Regions from separate parts of the Homo sapiens genome. Here region 1 is linked to region 2. Evidence: chromatin loops called from intact Hi-C (ENCODE). Cell type or tissue: ascending aorta. All regions are shown on one strand. Each heading gives the region's core, and the rest is flanking DNA. Links, peaks and the distances in the headings are about the cores only.

The links. Peaks named below come from ENCODE experiments on the same cell type or tissue, not always from the same donor. Only the 100,000 strongest peaks of a DNase experiment are listed, where the experiment ranks them.
Region 1: a loop joins it to region 2, with 4 times the contacts of the local background. A loop is called at or near these places in 4 of 110 quality-filtered maps.

What each region holds. Positions count from the first base shown.
Region 1 is chr7:75,594,683-75,605,077 of GRCh38, reverse strand. It overlaps HIP1 (huntingtin interacting protein 1), which reads left to right. Exons shown (of 31, transcript NM_005338.7): 2 at 5,831-5,894. Among named protein-coding and RNA genes, the nearest start is that of SPDYE5, 110 kb to the right of the region's middle. RefSeq lists enhancers at 1,204-2,154, 8,146-8,285, 9,200-10,147. In ascending aorta, for the core only: a CTCF peak has its summit at 5,680 (motif pointing left); no DNase peak of the experiment used is centred there; H3K27ac peaks cover 745 bases.
Region 2 is chr7:75,757,667-75,766,698 of GRCh38, reverse strand. No RefSeq gene overlaps it. Among named protein-coding and RNA genes, the nearest start is that of CCL26, 10 kb to the left of the region's middle. In ascending aorta, for the core only: a CTCF peak has its summit at 4,051 (motif pointing right); no DNase peak of the experiment used is centred there.

The sequences.
Region 1 (10,395 bases), core at 1,388-9,387, 160 kb after region 2:
GCCGAGTTATCCCTCCTTTCCCTTTAAGAAGTCTTCCTTGAGCAGTGTCTCAGTTTAAAAGGTTTCTCTCTCCTTTCAACACTACAGCACAGAACTTTCCTGATTCTCAGCTATACACACACACTCAGTGGATCCATAGTCACAAACTCACGGTATATTATTTTACGTGGCTTATGGGAATTTTAAAGATTTTAAAAATTTGTTACTATAAGATTTTTGCGTGTGTGTGTGAGCAAGGTTCATAATGACCACAAGTTTGAGCAATTGGTCAAGCAGTAGGAACAGTTATTTTTAGGGTAAATCTAAATCTCACCCATCATGGGTCCTCCCTAGAGGCCCTGAAGCAGTTTCTACCATTTTTCTTCCCTCCCTCCCTCCCTTCCTTCCTTCCTTCCTTCTTCCTTCTTTTCTAAGACAAGGTCTTGCTCTGTCATTCAGACGAGCATAGTGATGCAATCTCAGCTCACTGCAGCCTCCAATGCCTGGATCGCTCAAGTAATCCTCCCACCTCAGTCTCCAGAGTAGCTGGGAATACAGGCGCATGCCACCATACCCAGCTAATATTTTGTAGGGATGAGGTCTCACTATGTTGCCCAGGCTGGTCTTGAACTCCTGTCCTGAAGTGATCTTCCCACCTGAGTCTCCTAAGGTACTGGGATTACAGGCATGAGCCACCACATCCAGCCCCATTTCTAGCATTTCCAACTACCTGGTGTGGTCCTCTTCCTCACGGCCCATATTCCTTACAGGCCTTCCCAAACCCCCTGGAACTTAACCATGTCCAGGTCAGCATCTTACAGATTTGGGTTTCTTGTCCTTCTATGTGTTTATATGCCTTGTAAGTCCTTTCTGACTGCAGACAACCTTGATGGGCTCCGGAAGTATGGAGACTTTGCCCAGGGGTCTGTCTGCAGCCAGAATTTTGCCATTGTCATGGTGCCCCAGCCTATGTCATGGTGCCCCTGGCCTATGGTGCCAGGGGAAGAACATAGTTTAAACGGCTGTAATGCACTTGAGGAAATGTACAGGGAAGACAGTGCTTGGGACAGTTCTGTCACTGAGGACTAAGGTCCAGGGAAGGACGTGCTAAGAGGAAGCTGTAAGCACTGCGTCTCCATAGGAGAGAAGTACTGCTTCATGGAGAGGTTTAGGGGAATGAACTTTTCACTTCTTACTTGCATCTTTTTTTTTTTCCTTTTTTTTGAGACAGGGTTTTTGCTCTGTTGCCCAGGCTGGAATGCAGTGGGGGCGATCACGGCTCACTGCAACCTCTGCCTGCTGGGCTTAAGCGATCCTCCCACCTCAACCTCCCTAGTAGCTGGGACTACAGTTGTGCACCACCACACCTGGCTAATTTTTGTATTTTTTGTAGAGACAGGGTTTCACCATGTTGTCCGGGCTGATCTCAAAATCCTGGCCTTAAGCGATCCTCCCACCTCAGCTTCCCAAAGTGCTGGCCAGAGATTCCTTCCTGACTGCTCTTACGCTCACCCTGCAGAGCCAACGACTGTGCTCAGGAGAGCCCCAAATCATGTGCTGTAGGGGAAGCATCGCATGTCATTCTTGTCCTCCCAGAGGACCCCATCTGATGGGGAAAGGACCCTGTAATTAGTTTCCTGGGGCTGTCAACAAATTCCCACTAATTGGGTGGCTGCATTCTCTCACCGTCTTGCAAGGTAGGGCAATACTGTCTCTGAAAGCTCTAGGAAAGGCTCCATTTTTTTTTTTTTTTTTGAGAGTCTCGCTCTGTCACCCAGGCTGGAGTGCAGTGGCGTGATTACTGCTTACTGCACTCTCAACCTCCTGGGCTTAAGCAATCCACCTGCCTCAACCTCCCTAATAGCTAGGACTACAGGCACACACCACCACACCCAGCTAATTTTTGTATTTTTTAGTAGAGACACGGTTTCGCTGTGTTGGCCAGGCTGGTCTTGAACTCCTGACCTCAGGTGATCCTCCCGCCTCTGCCTCTCAAAGTGCTGGGATGACAGGTGTGAGTCACTGCGCCCGGCCGGGAAGGATTCTTTCTAGCTTCTCGTGGCCGCTGGCTGTCCTTGGCATTCCTTGGCTTGTAGACTCATCACTCATCTCTGTCTCATTTCATGCAGCATCCTCCCTGTGTGTCTCTGGATCCCTACATCTTCTTCGAGGATCACCAGTCATATTACATTCCATAATATGACCCTACTCCAGTGTGACCTCATCTTAACTAATTACATCTGCAAATGCCCTATTTGTAAATAAGATCATATTCATAGGTACGGGGTGGGGGGGGTTGGGCGTGATTATATATTTTTGTGGGGCGGGGGTATACAATTCAACTTACAACAGAGGTTATACTGTTTAAAAATCAAGTCTGGTCAGGAGAAGAAAATATATAAGGAGATATGAATTTAAGAACATATTCATTAGCTGGGCGTGGTGGCAGGCGCCTGTAGTCCCAGCTACTCGGGAGGCTGAGGTGAGAGAATCGCTTGAACTCAGGAGGCAGAGGTTGCAGTGAGCCGAGGTCACGCCACTGCACTCCAGCCTGGTGACAGAGCGAGACTCCGTCTCAAAAAAAAAAAAAAAAAAAAAAAAAAAGAGCATATCTGAGAATTTAGAAAAACAGCAGCTGGATGTGGCAGTGTGCAGCTATAGTCCCAGCTACTTGAGAGGCTGAGGTAGGAGGATCACTGGAATCCAAGTGTTCAAGTCCCGCCAGCCTGGGCAACATAGCAAGACAGCGAAACCCTATCTCTTTTGAAAAAAAAAAAAAAAAAAAAAAAAAAAAAGCTGGCCAGGTGCTGTGGCTCACGCCTGTAATCCCAGCACTTTGTGAGGCCGAGGCGGGTGGATCACTTGAGGTCAGGAGTTCGAGACCAGGATGGTCAACATAGCGAAACCCTGTCTCTACTAAAAATATAAAAATTAGCCAGGCATGGTGGCATGCGCCTGTAGTCCCAGCTACTTGGGAGGCTGAGGCAGGAGAATCGCTTGAACCCAGGAGGCGGAGTTTGCAGTGAGCTGAGATCATGCCACTGCACTCCAGCCTGGGCAACAGAGTGAGACTCTGTCTAAACAGAAAAAAAAAAAAAAAGTTTTTATTTCCAAAGGATAGATTCCTAGGAGTGAGATTACTGGGTCAAAGTTTTTTTTTTTAACCTTTCATTATAGAAAAGTTCAAACGTATACAAATATGAAGACTAGTCCAAGAAGCCCTGGTATAGCCCCAGCATCAACAAGGAACTTGTGGCCAAACATATATCCTATGGACAAGGGGTCAGCATTTTCTGCAAAGAGCCAGTTAGTAAATATTTTAGGCTTTGCAGGCCGCATGGTCTCCATCGCAACCATTCAACTCTGCCTTTGTAATGCAGAAGCAGCCTCAGCTGATATTAAATGAATACGTAAATGCATGAGAGTGGGTGAATTCTAATAAGATTTCTTTTCTTTCTTTCTTTCTTTTTCTTTTTTTTTTTGTTGTTGTTGTTGAGAGTTTTGTTGTCGCTGAGAGCTCTCTCAGCCAGGCTGGAGTGCAATTGTGGAATCTCGGCTCACTGCAACCTCTGCCTCCCAGGTTCAAGCAATTCTCCTGCCTCAGCCTCCCGAGTAGCAAGTAGCTGGGATTACAGGCGCCCGTCACCACGCCCAGCTAATTTTTGTATTTTTAGTAGAGATGGGGTTTCACCATGTTGGCCAGGCTGGTCTCAAACTCCTGACCTCAGGTGATCCACCCACCTTGGCCTCCCAAAGTGCTGGGATTACAGGCATGAGCCACTGTGCCCGGCCATAAGCTTTATTTTCAAAACCAGGTGTTAGTCTGGTCTGGTTGTGGCTTGTAACTGTAGTTTGCTGATCCGTGGGTCTATACCATCAACCACCAGACTTTTTATTCTCCAGATTATTTGAAGTAAATCTTAGACATTGTATCATCTTGCCAGTAAATATTTCAGAATGAACCTGTTTAAAAAAAAAACAAACTCTTTAAAAATTAACCACAACATATTTATCACACCTAAAAGTTTAAAGGTAATTCCTGGCTGGGGACAGTGGCTCATGCCTGTAATCCCAGTGTTTTGGGAGGCTGAGGTGGGAGGATCACTTGAAGCCAGGAGTTTGAGACCAGCCTGGGCAACATAGTGAGACCCCGTCTCTACCAAAAATGAAAATAACTGAGCATGGTGTCATTCGCCAGTAATCCCAGCTACTCAGGAGGCTGAGGCAGGAGAATCGCTAGAGCCCAGGAGTTGGAGGCTGTGGTGAGCCATGATTGTGCCACTGCACATCAGCTTAGGGGACAGAAAAAGACCCTGTCTCAGGACGAAAAATAATAATAATAATAATAAAAACTAGAGTTTTTTCAGCCCCTTTGCAGAATTTTCCGGGAGATACATTCAAGAAAACCAAGATGTAGAGAAGTCTATATATGACAATCTAATTTTTGTAGAACAATGGCAAAATTAACCTCTTCAGTATGTAGGTATTTATGTGTATGTGTGGGTGTATGTATGTGATACATAACAGGTTTTTAACATGGGTTATAGGGATAGAATGACATCAAAACAGAAAAAGGAGAAAATCTGTACCTAAGAAAACAGCCTACATGATATAATCCCTTTTCTGTGTTTGTGCAAATGGTACTCCTATGTATATGCACTTTGCAAAATTAAAAAGAGTTATGATTTGGCCGGGCACAGTGGCTCACGCCTGTAATCTCAGCACTTTGGGAGGCAGAGGTGGGAGGATCATTTGAGGTCAGAAGTTCGAGACCAGCCTGGCCAACATGGCGAAACCCCGTCTGTACTAAAAATACAAAAATTAGTTGGGCATGGTAGTGCACACCTGTAATCCCAGCTACTCGGGAGGCTGAGGCAGGAGAATTGCTTTAACACAGGAGGCAGGGGTTGCAGTGAGCCACGATCACACCACTGCACTCTAGCCTGGGCGACAGAGTAAGACTCCGCTCAAAAGAGAAAAAAACAAGGCCTGTAATCCCAGAACTTTGGGGTTCGCAAATCACCTGAGGTCAGGATCTCGAGACCAGCCTGGCCAACCAACATGGTGAAACCACGTCTCTACTAAAAATACAAAAATTAGCCGGGTTTGATGGCGGGTGCCTGTAGGCCCAGCTACTCGGGAGGCTGAGGCGGGAGAATCGCTTGAACCCGGGAGGCAGAGGTTGCAGTGAGCCAAGATCGGGCCACTGCACTCCAGCCTGGGTGACAGAGCGAGACTCCTCAAAAAAAAAAAAAAAAAAGTTAACGATTTTAAAAACGATTGAGAGGGAATGTTTAATGTCCCTTGATGTCATTAAGGAAGTACAAGGGAATTTGCTTAGAAGTTGGAAAATGCCCAAGAGTGTGGGAAAACAAAGACTTAGTGACCACCGCCGGTGCTGGCCAGCCGGAGAAGGCTCTGTGGAAGGTTTGGAGGGGAGAGAGGGGCAGCTGGATGCTCTTGGGCCACGGTCGCTCCCTGATCTCTGCGCCTCTTCCTCCTGCTCCGGGAGAAATAATGTTTCCCTGGGGGATGAAAAGCATCTCTTTGTGCGGGCTTTAATTGCCATGTTGTTGTGCCAAGGGAGTGAGTGGCAGGCGGGAGCAGCAGCTGGGCACAGCCAATGCCAGGCAGTGGTGCCCACTCCCTCAGGACGGCCCAGCCAGCTGGCTCCTGGGAGCGCTGCCCACCTCTGCCCCCAGCTGGGCGCCTGCAGAGGAACCGACCACCCGTGGGGCTGGGGGAGGTTGGCTGGAGGAGGAGAAAGGGGCGGGCATCTGGGAGGGTCTCAGCCACTCTCAGAGGCTTATTCATCTCATCCTCCTTTCCCTCCCCCCTTCTTGTTTTTCAGACTGTCAGCATCAATAAGGCCATTAATACGCAGGAAGTGGCTGTAAAGGAAAAACACGCCAGAAATATCCTTTTGGATGTTGCTTGGAAGACCGACCCTGAGGGAGGTCAGCTCATGGGGACTGAGGTCAGGGCCAGGCTGCCTTGCTCAGCTCCAGGAAGGGGCAACCCTGCACAGGCCAGGTCCCTGCAGCTTCTGATGACGGCAGCTTCTCAGAGAGGGCTGGCTGCAGAGACCACAGACCTTCAGGGTGGCAGACACCAAAAAGGCTGTGGAGCCCAGGCCTTTCAACTTGCCAAAGATCCTGCTCCTTTCCTTAAGGACTTAAGCACTCCTTTTTTTCTTTTTCCAAAAGGGGTCTTGCCGTGTTGCCCAGGCTGGAGTGCAATGGCGTGATCATAGCTCACTGCAGCCTCAAACTCCTGGGTTCACGCAATCCTCTCGTCTCAGCCTCCCGAGTAGCTGGGACTACAGGTGTGCACCACTATGCCTGGCTAATTTATTTTATGATTTTTAGAGATGGGGTATTGCTCATTGCCCAAGCTGGCCTCAAGCAATCCTCCCTCCTCTGTAACCCCAAAGTGCTGGAATTACAGGGGAGAGCCACTGCACCTGGCCGACTCAAGCTTTGTAGAACCTCATAGTCACTTGAAAGTTACTTTCCTTTGAGAGACCTCCTGGGGGTCAGGAGGGATCTTCACCTATATTCAAAGCCCTCCAGGTCCTTTCTTTGCCTTTACAGGAACACAGGGACCACTCCCCTGGGGGTTGCATAATCAATAGTTATCTCCTTTTCTGAGCATGAAAGCAAAAAAAAAAGAAAAAGAGAGTTTTTTTTTTTTTTCTTTTTTGAGACAGAGTCCCACTCTGTTGCCCAGGCTGGAGGGCAGTGGCATGTTCTCGGCTCACTGTAACCTCTGCCTCCTGGATTCAAGCGATTCTTGTGCCTCAGCTTCCCAAGTAGCTGGGATGACAGGCGTGTGCCACCACACCCGGCTAATTTTTGTAATTTTAGTAGGACCGGGGTTTTGCCATGTTGGCCAGGCTGGCCTTGAACGCCTGGCCTCAGCCTCCTAAAGTGCTGAGATCACAGGCATGAGCCACCATGCCTGGCCGAAAAAAAGAAAGTCTTAGCTTCAGAGGTTGGTTGGCCTTAAACTGAGGCAGGGGCTCTCTACCTTCGTGAACAGGTTCAACCTATGCCAGGGGGAAGAAGACAAGAGCCTTGAAGTGGATTAGGGAATGGGTGACTTGAAAGCCCTCTGTAAGCCCACCACACCCAGGAGCAGCCTGTGGCTTTGTAGAGAGGTGCAGGACCATGCTGGCTGATGAATCCCTAGGAATCTGCCTTTGAGTTGCAGAATCCAGGAACTGGAGCGCTTAATCCCCAAAGGCTGAAGGAGAGAGTCTGCCAGGGGGGTGGCTAAGCTTTTAACTCTCTGTGTGCTGGGCCAGAGCAAGGTGGAGTTCCGGGCAAGCAGAGTTGGGACTTTTTTTTTTTTTTTTTTGAGACAGAGTCTTGCTCTGTCGCCTAGGCTGGAGTGCAGTGGCATGATCTCAGCTCACCGCAACCTCCGCCTTCCAGGCTCAAGAGATCCACCTGCCTCAACCTCCCAAGTAGCTGGGACCACAGGTGTGTATCACTACCCCTAGCTAATTTTTGTATTTTTAGTAGAGACGGGGTTTTGCCATGTTGCTCAGGCTGGTTTCAAACTCCTGAGCTCAAGCAATCCTCCTGCCTTGGCCTCCCAAAGTGCTGGAATTACAGGCATGAGCCACCGCGCCCAACTTCGGAGGCCGCACCCAGCCTCAGAGGCTGGACTTCTGTCTGCAGTGGGAAGCTTCTCCTCACCTGGGCTCTTGGTTACTGTGTCACAGCCAGGCAAGCCAGAGCAGCTTGTCCCGAAGCCTTCTAGCCTCAACCCCTAGAGGCGACCCTCCAGGTTAGATAGCCAGAGAAGCCCAGCATTGCTTAGTGTGATATATGAACTGCTGTTTGCTAGAGGGAAAGCAGCTTGCCTTTAGTGGGAAGATGCTTTGGCTGGAATTAGGATGGCGGCTGCAGAACCTCTCTGGGGTAACCCAGAAGTCCAGCCCTGTGCGAGCCTAGCTAGATCTTGCTCTTTTTTTCCCCAGAAAGACACAGGCCCCTTGGTTTCCTGCATCACGTTTGGTACCCTTGCGATGATTCAAAGCAAACCAAGAAAAGCCTTTATTTTAAACGGCCCAGTGGATTTTCTCAGAGGAAATGACTCAGCCCTGACCCTTACCTACGAATAATTTGTGATCAATCTGATAAAAGATATGAGTAAGGGAGAGACAGTTATCATCAGGCAGTGTGCTGTTCAGGACAAGACATGGGTGCAGAGAGGCCAGGCCTGCAGCGGCAGGGTCAGGTCACATGCTGCCGGGAGGCTCCCTGGGAGGAGGGAAGGGGCCCTGCAAGGAGATTCTGACATTCTGCCACTGGAACTCTCGGGCTCACTCTGGGACCTTGAGTGGGGCCTCCATGAGTCTTAGGTCACTTTCTGTTCAATCAAAGGTTGGACAAAGAAGATTTCAGGCCAGGTGTGGTGGCTCATGCCTATAATCCCAGCACTTTGGAAGGTGGAGGCGGATGGATGACCTGAGGTCAGGAGTTCGAGACCAGCCTGGCCAACATGGTAAAACCCCGTCCTACTGAAAAAACAAAAATTAGCCAGGTGTGGTGGCAGGTACCTGTAATCCCAGCTACTTGGGAGGCTGTGGCAGGAGAATCACTTGAACCTGGGAGGCAGAGGTTGCAGTGAGCCGAGATCGTACCACTGTACTCCAGCCTGGGCAACAAGAGCAAAACTCTGTTTCAAAAAGAAAAAGATTTCAAAGATTTAACAGTCCAGCCCTAACATTCTATGAGTCTCTGATTCATAATTTCTAAATGGTGAATAAATGTTGAAAAATCAACTCCATACAGTAGGGTTTGAAATGCCTAATTAAAGATATCCCAAAGCTTTTTTTTTTTTTTTTTTTTTTGAGGCAGGGTCATGCACTGTCACCCAGGCTGGAGTGCAGTGACACAATCAGTTGGAGGCTCACTGCAGCCTCCAACTTTTAGGCTCAAGTGATCCTCCCACCTCAGCCTCCTGAGTAGCTGGGACTATAGGCACATGCCATCATGCCTGGCTAATTTTTTATAGAGATGGGGTCTCACTGTGGCCCAGGCTGGTCTTGAACTCCTAGCTAGGCTCAAGCAGTCCTCCCGCTGGGCCTCCCAAAGTGCTGCAATTACAGGCGTGAGCCACCATGCCCAGCGCATTTATCTATTATCAGGTCTTTTATCAGCTGCCTTAGATACAAACTGAATAAGCATTAGGAAGTCTGACTTCAGAAATGCTGCTTACACATTTATCACAGATGCCTAAATGGTGAACAGGTTGGCCCGCCACCTTGGTATTCACTCCTGGAGGGCTGGGGACTGAGTCTTATTTTTCTTATTTTCTTTTTTTTCTCCCTGAATGGATTTTACAGGCTTTGACACATACTTGGGGCATAAAAATGCTTATATGTGAAAGAATGCCAGAAAGGCATTATTTCTGAATTATTTCAGAAATCGCTCCTACACCAAGGCCAGGCACAGTGGCTCACACCTGTAATCCCAGAACTTTGGGAGGCCAAGGTGGGTGGATCTCTTGAGGCCAGGAGTTCGAGACCAGCCTGAGCATCATGGTGAAACCCCGTCTCTACTAAAAAAAACAAAAATTAGCCGGGCATGGTGGCGGGTGCCTGTGATCCCAGCTACTTGGGAGGCTGAGGCACGAGAATCACTTGAACCTGGGAGGTGGAGGTTGCAGTGAGCCAAGATTGTGCCACTGCACTCCAGCCTGGGCAACAGAGCGAGACCCTGTCTAAAAAAAAAATAGAAAGAAAGAACGAACGAGAGAGAGAGGGAGGGAAGGAAGGAAGGGAGAGAGAGAAAGAAAGAAAGGAAGGAAGGAAGGAAGGAAGGAAGGAAGGAAGAAAGAAAGAAAGAAAGAAAGAAAGAAAGAAAGAAAGAAAGAAAGAAAGAAAGAAAGAAAGAAAGGACTCCTACACCAAAAGCTGATTTTAGCTTCCAGACCCAAACATCTGTTTAAGCCCACCCCTCTCTAAATGAAGATGTCATCGAGGAAAGGAGCTTTATGGTATCTTCCAGTTCAGAAGCAAAATAACATGTGCTCTGGGTGAGTCATTTAGTTTCCTACCTGAGATGAGTCCTTCTGCCCTAAATGACAGTGCACTTGCGACCTAGCCTTGCTGAGTAAAGCCTAAAGTTCCGGGCACAGAGTTGTCCTAACAACTGACAGTGCCCAGTTACTGGGTCTGTGAATCTTGTTGAAGCACACAATTACAAAAGTGGAAATTCTCTCCTCACTCCAAAAAGAGCTCACTAATGACAGAGATCTGGAATAGCCGAACTTAAAATCATGTGAGGCCAGAGGGACATTTGTTTATTTTTGAGATGGAGTCTCGCTCTGTCGCCCAGGCTGGAGTGCAGTGGTGCAATCTTGGCTCACTGCAACCTCCATCTCCCAGGTTCAAGTGATTCT
Region 2 (9,032 bases), core at 1,033-9,032:
TTAGTAGAGACAGGGTTTCACCATACTGCCCAGGCTGGTCTTGAACTCCTGGCCTCAGGTGATCTGCCTACCTCGGCCTCCCAAAGTGCTGGGATTACAGGCATGAGCCACCATGGCCGGCGACATGTTTATTTCAATTACCTTGGATAGGTACCCAGAAGTGAGGTTGCTGGGATGTACTGGCAATCCTATTGCCTATTTGAACTTTCTGAAGAAACTCCCTGCTGTTTTCCATAATGACTGAACCAATTTACATTCCCACCAACAGAGTCGAGGGTTCCCTTGTCTCCACATCTCATCAACACTTATCATTTGTCCTTTTTAAATGTGTTGTTCTAATTGAGACATGGTCTCACTCTGTCACCCAGGCTGGAGGGCAGTGGCACGATCATAGCTCACTGCAGCCTTGACCTCCTGGGCTCAAGCGATCCTCCCACCTCAGCTTCCTGAGTAGCTGGGACTACAGGTGTGTGTCACCATGTCTGGCTAGTTTCTGTATTTTTGGTGTTTTTTTTTTTTTTTTTTTTTTGGTAGAGATGAGGTTTTGCCATGTTGCCCAGGCTTCACTTGTCTTTTTGATAAATAGCCATTCTAATGGTGTGAAGTGATATATCTCACTGTGGTTTTGATTTGCATTTCTCTAGTGATTAGTGATATCGAGCATTTTTTTTTTAATGTACCTGGTGGTCATTTGTATGTCTTTGAGAAATGTCTATTAAGGCTTCTTTGTGCTTTTTTTTTTTTTTTTTTTTTTTTTTGAGACAGAGTCTTGCTCTGTTGCCCAGGCTAGAGTGCAGTGGCTCAGTCTCAGCTCACTGCAACCTCTGTCTCCCGGGCTCAAACTATTCCCCTGCCTCAGCCTCCTGAGTAGCTGGGATTACAGGCGCCCGCCACCACACCCAGCTAATTTTTGTATTTTTAGTAGAGACGGGATTTCACCGCGTTGGTCATGCTGGTCTCAAACTCCTGACCTCAGGTGATCCACCCGCCTTGGCCTCCCAAACCAAAGTGCTGAGATTGTAGGCATGAGCCACCGGACCCGGTTTTTTTTTTTTTTTAAGATGTAGTCTCATTCTGTTGCCCAGGCTGGAGTGCAGTGGCACCATCTCAGCTCACTGCAACCTCTGCCTCCTAGGTTCAAGCGATTCTTATTTACATTTACATTGTAAAAATACAAAATCATTCATGACAGCTATTGGCTGTTAGTACTTGGCATTTAGGAAGCACTTACTGCTCAAAGTCCAATCTTCTTAATTTTTTATCTCAGGTCTTGGATGATGTTTTAGATGTTGTTTCCCCAGAAATAAACCTTAAGATAATAATTTGCATGTAATGTTTTGAAGGTGATCTCAGGAGACACCACTAGGGCGTGGGGACGTGAGACAGAAAAGGGAAAGCCTCCAATAAGTGTGTATTATCAAGCGAGGCATCAATGTGGCCTACAGTGCTTAACGGTGTTGAGGAGCTCTGGGCAATGATGTATAACCCACGTCTCAGAGTTAGCCCCACCCACGGGGCCAGGGAGCAAGGGTATTTTTTTTTTTTTTTTTTTTGAGACGGAGTCTCGCTCTGTCGCCCAGGCTGGAGTGCAGTGGCGCGATCTTGGCTCACTGCAAGCTCCGCCTTCCGGGTTCACGCCATTCTCCTGCCTCAGCCTCCCAAGTAGCTGGGACTACAGGCGCCCGCCACCACTCCTGGCTAATTTTTTGTATTTTTAGTAGAGGCGGGGTTTCACTGTGTTAGCCAGGATGGTCTCAATCTCCTGACCTCATGATCCGCCCGCCTCTGCCTCCCAAAGTGCTGGGATTACAGGCGTGAGCCACGGCGCCCGGCCGAGCAAGGGTATTTATACACCAACTCCAGGCAGTCATTGGCTGATGGTTGATGTGGTGGGGCAGGGGTGAGTATTAATTCTCCAGGACTTCCTGCCTGCTGTGTACAAGGACAGAGTGGACCACCAGAGTTCCAGATTCTGCAGGCTGTAGAATATAATTAATTGTAAGGGGCCAGGAGTGGTGGCTCACGCCTGTAATCTCAGCACTTTGGGAGGCCGAGGAGGGCGGATCACTTAAAGTCAGGAGTTCGAGACCAGCCTGGCCAACATGGTGAAACCCCATCTCTACTAAAAATACAAAAAATTAGCCAGGCTTCGTGGCAGGCAACTATAATCCCAGCTACTTGGGAGGCTGAGGCATGAGAATCACTTGAACCCAAGAGGCAGTGGTGGCAGTGAGCCGAGATCGTGCCATTGCACTCCAGACTGGGCAACAAGAATGAAACTCCATCTCAAAAAATAATAATAATAATAAATAAAACAAAATTCTGCTTGCCAAACTAGACATAAAAGGGCAAAATGCCTCTTCCTTTTGATAAGAATGTCAAGGTTATGGCCAGGCACGGTGGCTCATGCCTGTAATCCCAGCACTTTGGGAGGCCAAGGCAGGGGGATCACCTGAGGTCAGGAGTTCGAGACCAGCCTGATGGGGTGAAATCCTGCCTCTACTAAAAATACAAAAATTATCTGGGTATGGTAGCGAGCACCTGTAGTCCCAGCTACTTAGGAGGCTGAGACAGGAGAATTGTTTGAACCTGGGAGGCAGAGGTTGCAGTGAGCCGAGATCGCACCACTGCACTCTAGCCTGGGCAACAGAGAGAGGCTCCATCTCAAAAAAAAAAAAAAAGAAAAAAGAAAAGAATGTCAGGGTCACGTTTTTCAGAAGGCCTCGGTGATTTTTGTCATGTCCCCAAACAGCAGTGGCTGTCTCTGGCCTCTGGCACCTTTTGTTTCCCGTGTACAGCGCTTTTATACAATTGTAATATGGTGATTGATGTTCTTAGCTCTGCTACCAGACTGAAGCCTCCTGCGTTTGGGGATTAATTCATTTTTTTAGTTAAAAAAAATATTATTGGCCGAGCGTGGTGGCTCATGCCTGTAATCCCAGCACTTTGGGAGGCCAAGGTGGGCAGATCACGAGGTCAGGAGTTCGAGACCAGCCTGGCCAATATGGTGAAACCCTGTCTCTACTAAAAATACAAAAATTAGCTGGGCATGGTGGCACGTCCCTGTAATCCCAGCTACTCGGGAGGCTGAGGCAAGAGAATTGCTTGAACCAGGAAGTTGGAGGTTTCAGTGAGCTGAGATTGTACCACTGCACTCCAGCCAGGGTGACAGAATGAGACTCTGTCTCAAATAATAATAATAATAAATTAGTATTATGAAGCCTGGTGCAGTGGATCACACCTGTAATCCTAGCACTTTGGGAGGCTGAAGTGCGAGGATCATCTGAGCCCGGGAAGTTGGAGGGTGCAATCAGCAGAGATTGCACCACTGCACTCCAAGCTGGGTGACAGAGCGAGAGCCTGTTTTTTTTTTTTTTTTTTAAGTATTATTATAATTACAAAAAAAATTTTTGGGGCCGGGCCCAGTGGCTCATCCCTATAATCCCAGCACTTTGGGAGGTGGAAGCTGGCAGATCACTTGAGGCCAGGGGTTCAAGACCATACTGGCCAACATGATGAAACCCGTTTCTACTAAAAATGCAAAAATTAGCCAGGTGTGGTGGCACCTGCCTGTAATCCCAGTTACTCGGGAGGCTGAGGCGGGAGAATCGCTTGAATCTGGGAGGTGGAGGTTGCAGTGAGTTGAGATCACACGGCTGCACTCCAGGCCAGGCGACGGAGTGAGACTGCGTCTCAAAAAAAAAAAAAAAAATTATAGAGACAAGGTCTTATGTTGCCCAGGCTGGTCTCAAACTTCTAGCCTCAAGTGAGCCCCAAAAGTGCTCACTCAGACTCCCAAAGTGCTGGGATAACAGATGTGAGCCACACCACCCAGGCCTCAGGGATTAATTCTATCTTGCACAAATGAAAGACTTGGGAAACATCTGTGTAATATGCCACCAAATACAAATACTGCCAGACACCCTTTGCCCAGGCTCAACTCTGAATCAGAGCAGAGTACCTAGGGGAAGAGATCCAGACATCCAAGCTTGCAAGACAAATTCCTGGTTGAGAGCTCTATAAAGAAGAGGGACTTCTAGCTGTAGTTCTACAAGTTTACCAGCAGATGGGAACAGTCTCCTACCATCTTTTAAAGTTTCCTACCACTGCACTGTTGACAACTGGCAGATTTACAGAAAAGTCTATTCTGTGAGTCTTTACCAAGGATCTACTTGAAATCTAGAGTCATGTGCAATCTCTTTGGGAGGCGGGCAGGGAAGAGACAAAAGTGAAGGAAGACTGAGCTCAATCTTCAGAGGGTACATTTCATTGGAGAGCAATGAAATACACACAAAGCAATTAAGATCCCCTACAAGATAACACACCTGAGAGTTTGACGGGAGACACTATCTCCTTGGGCTTCAGTTTCACGAAATGAGGAGGGAGAAATTGAAGACATTCACAGTGGCTGGCGCGGTGGCTCACGCTTGTAATCCCAGCACTTTGGGAGGCTGAGGCAGGCAGATCACCTGAGGTCAGGAGTTCGAGAGCAGCCTGACCAGTATGGTGACACCTCGTCTTTACTAAATACAAAAAAATTAGCCGGGCATGGTGGCGCATGCCTGTAATCCCAGCTACTTGGGAGGCTGAGGCAAAAGAATTGCTTGAACCCAGGAGGCAGAGGTTGCAGTGAGCTGAGATTGCACCATTGCACACCAGCCTGGATGACAAGAGTGAAACTCCATCTCAAGAAAAAAAAAAAAAAGAGGAAGAAGACATTCATAGTGTCCCAACCTAGGTGCACATCAACAGTGGACTGGATAAAGAAAGTGGGGTACATATACACCAAGGAATACTATGCAGCCATAAAAAGAATGAAATCATGTCCTTTGCAGTAACATGGATGCAGCTGGAGGCCATTATCCTAAGTGAATCAACACAGAACCAGAAAACCAAATATAGCATGCTGTCCCTTACAAGTGGGAACTAAGCACTGAACACACAGGGACATAAAGATGTGAACAATAGCCCAGGTGCAATGGCTCACGCCTGTAATCCCAGCACTTTGGGAGGCCGAGGCAGGAGGATGACTTGAGCTCATGAGTTCAAGAGCAACCTGGGCAACATGGCGAAATGCCGTCTCTACCAAAAATACAAAAAATTAGCTGGGTGTGGTGGTGCACACCTGTGGTTCCAACTGCTTGGGAGGCTGATGTGGGAGATGGCTTGAGCCCAGGAAGTGGAGGTTGCAGTGAGCTGTGATTTTACCACTGCACTCCAGCCTGGGTGACAGAGTGATACCCTATCTCAAACAAACAAACAAACAAAGTTGTTTTTTTTTGTTTGTTTGTTTTGTTTTTTTTTACAGAATCTCGCTCTGTCACCAGGCTGGAGTGCAGTAGCGCGATCTCGGCGATTCTCATGAGTAGCTGGGATTACAGTCATGTGCCACCATGCCGAGCTAATTTTTGTATTTTTAGTAGAGATGGGGTTTTGCCATGTTGGCCAGGATGGTCTCGATCTCTTGACCTCGTGATCTGCCCGCCGTGGCCTCCCAGAGTGCTGGGATTACAGGCATGAGCCATTGTGCCTGGCCAAAAAATTTTTTTATAAAGATGGGAATAGGGCCGGGCACGGTGGCTCATGCCTGTAAACCTAGCACTTTGGGAGGCCGGGGCAGATGGATCACCTGAGGTCAGGAGTTTGAGACCAGCCTGGCCAACATGGTGAAACGTGTCTCTACTAAAAATACAAAAGAAATAGCTGGGTGTGGTGGCAGGTGCCTGTAATTCCAGCTACTCGGGAGGCTGAGGCAGGAGAATCGCTTGAACCTGGGAGGCGGAGGTTGCAGTGAGCCGAGATTGCGCCACTGCACTCCAGCCTGGGTGACAACAACGAAACTCTGTCTCAAAAAAAAAAAAAAGATGGGAATAATAGATATTGGAGACAGTATTTTAAAAAAGTGGGGAGGGAAAGAGAGGGAGGCAAGGGTTGAAAAACTTCCTATTGGGTACAATGTTCACTATGTAGGTGATGGTATCAATAGAAGCCCAAGCTTCAGCATCATGCATATACCCTTGTAACGAACCTTCGCATGTACCCACTTAATCTAAAAACAATTTCTTTTTTGAGACGGAGTCTCGCTCTGTCTACCAGACTGGAGTGCAGTGGCATGATCTTGGCTTACTGCAGCCTCTGCCTCCCGGGTTCAAGCAATTCTCATGCCTCAGCCTCCCAAGAAGTTGAGACTACTTGGTGTCTCACCACCACGCCCGGCTAATTTTTGTATTTTTAGGAGAGACAGGGTTTCACCATGTTGGTCAGGCTGGTCTCAAACTCCTGGCCTCAAGTGATCTGCCTGCCTCGGCCTCTCAAAGTGCTGGGATTACAGGTGAGAGGCACAGCAACTGGCATCTTTCTTTTCTTTTTTCTTTTCTTTTCTTTTTGTTTTTTTTTTTGAGACAGAATCTTGCTCTGTTGCCCAGGCTAGAGTGCAGTGTCATGATACGGCTCACTGCAACCTGGGCCTCCTGGGTTCAAAGAAATTCTCGTGCCTCAGCCTCCCAAGAAGCAGGGACTACAGACATGCACCACCACATCCAGCTAATTTCACACTGTGGTCTCATCGGAGGATTTGCCCAACAAAGGGCAGCATGCAGATGTAGTACCCTTGAGATCCATGTGGTTGGTGTCCCAAGGGAGACTTCTGGAAGGAACTCTTGGGGCCCCTCAACTCTGGACCTTTAAGTCTCAAAATTTCATGTGTTAGTCTAGGTTTGAGCTTAGTCATTTCAACCTTGAAGGCCTTGGTTTCTTTAGCTTGCAGTAATCTCTTGCATATATACAAAATTTTAAATTTTAAAATTAATAAAGTACTTCCACATGGTCTTAGTTCATTTGTGCTGCCACAACAGACTGCCACAGACTAGGTAATATATACAAACCAGAAATGTATTTCTCATAGTTCTAGGGGCTGGGAAGTCCAATATCAAGGTGCTGGCATCTTGCATGGGCCTTCTTGCTGCTTCCTCACATGGCAGAAGGCAGAAGGGCAAAATGAGAGCAAACCCACTTCTGCAAGCCTCTCTATAGCAACCGTAATCCATTTGTGAGAGTGAAGCCTACAAGACCCAAACACCTTCCAGAATGCCCCACGTCCCCACGCTGTTGCACTGGGGACCAAGTTTCCAACACATGAATTTGGGGAGACACATTCAAATCAGAGCACAACCCCTGAGATTTTTTTTTTCATTTCTTACAACTCCATGAGGAAATTTTTTCTTCTAATTTACGAATTTTAAAAAATCGAATGATTATTTAAATCCAATCATTTAAAAAATAGTTCAAGTGACAGAACTCCATTTCAAAAAAATACTTGATTTATTTATTCTGCAAACATTTATTAAGAACTATTGGCTGGGTGTGGTGGCTTATGCTTGTAATCCCGGCACTTTGGGAGGCTGAAGTGGGTGGATCACTTGAGGTCAGGAGTTTGAGACCAGCCTGGCCAATATGGGTGAAACTCCACCTCTACTAAAAATACAAAAATTAGCCGGTCATGGTGGCAGGTACCTGTAATCCCAGCTACTCAGGAGGCTGAGGCAGGAGAATTGCTTGAATCCAGAAGACAGAGGTTACAGTGAACCAAGATCGCACCACTGCACTCCAGCCTGGGCAACAGAGTGAGACTCCATCTCAAAAAAGCAAAAGAAGCATTGGCTGGGTGTGGTGGGTCACACCTGTAATCCTAACACTTTGGGAGGCTGAGCTGGGAGGATCCATTGAGGCCAGGTGTTTGAGATCAGCTTGGTGAACATAGTGAGACCCCATTTCTAGAAACAATTTTAAACATTAGCTGGGCATGGTGGCAGGTATTTGTAGTCCCAGCTACTTGGGAGGCTAAGGCAGAAGGATCACTTTAGCTCAAGAGTTTGAGGCTGCAGTGAGCTATGATTGTACCACTTCACTACAGCCTGGGTAATAGACCCTGTCTAAAACAAAACAAAGCAAAACATGGAATGATTGCATGCTATTTGAGAATATGAATCAGGTCCCTAGCCTTGTGACACTCACATTCTAGCAATACATATAAACAGAGTAACACATTATTATGATGCAATATAAAACTACTACATTAGCGGCAGGCACATTGCCTTATGCCTGTAATCCCAGCACTTTGGGAGGCTAAGGTGGGCAGATCCCTTCAGCCTGGGAGTTTGAGACCAGCCTTGGCAACACGGTGAAATCCCATCTCTACAAAAAATAGAAAAACTAGCTAAGTGTGGTGGCATATGCCTGTGGTCCCAGCTACTTGGGAGGCTGAGGCAGGAGGACTGCTTGAGCCCAGGAGGTGGAGGGTGCACTGAGCTGAGATTGTGCCATTGCACTCCATCCCTGGGTGACAGAGAAGACTCTGTCTCAAAGATGAATAAAATAAAATAATAAAATAGTACTACATTAAAATGTGGGGGAAGGAAGGAGCAGTGATTGAGTGATTTCTACACTCTAGGCCAGGGGTCCCCAACCCCTGGGCCATGGACCAGTACTGGTCCATCTGTGGCCTGTTAGGAACTGGGCCTCACAGCAGGAGGTGAGTGGCAGGTGAGCAAGCGAAGTTTCATGTATATTTATATTTGCTCCCCATCACTCGCACTACTCCCTGAGCTCCGCCCCCTGTCGGATCAGTGGCAGCAATGGATTCTCATAAGAGTGCAAACCCCACTGTGAACTGCGCATGTGCGGGATCTAGATTGCATGCTCCTTATGAGAATCTAATGATAAATGTAATATGCTTGAATCATCCCAAAACCATCCCCCATCACAAGACTGTGAAAAAGTTGTCTTCCACGAAACTGGTCCCTAGTGCCAAAAAGGTTGGGGACTCCTGTTCTGTCTCTCTCTCTCTCTCTTTTTTTGAGACAGTCTTGCTCTGTTACCCAGTCTGGAGTGCAGTGGTGCGATCTCAACTCACTGCAACCTCTGCCCCCAGGGTTCAAGCGATTCTCCTGCCTCAGCCTCCCGAGTAGCTGGGATTACAGGCATGCACCACCACACCCAGCAAATTTTTGTATTTTTAGTAGAGATGGGGTTTC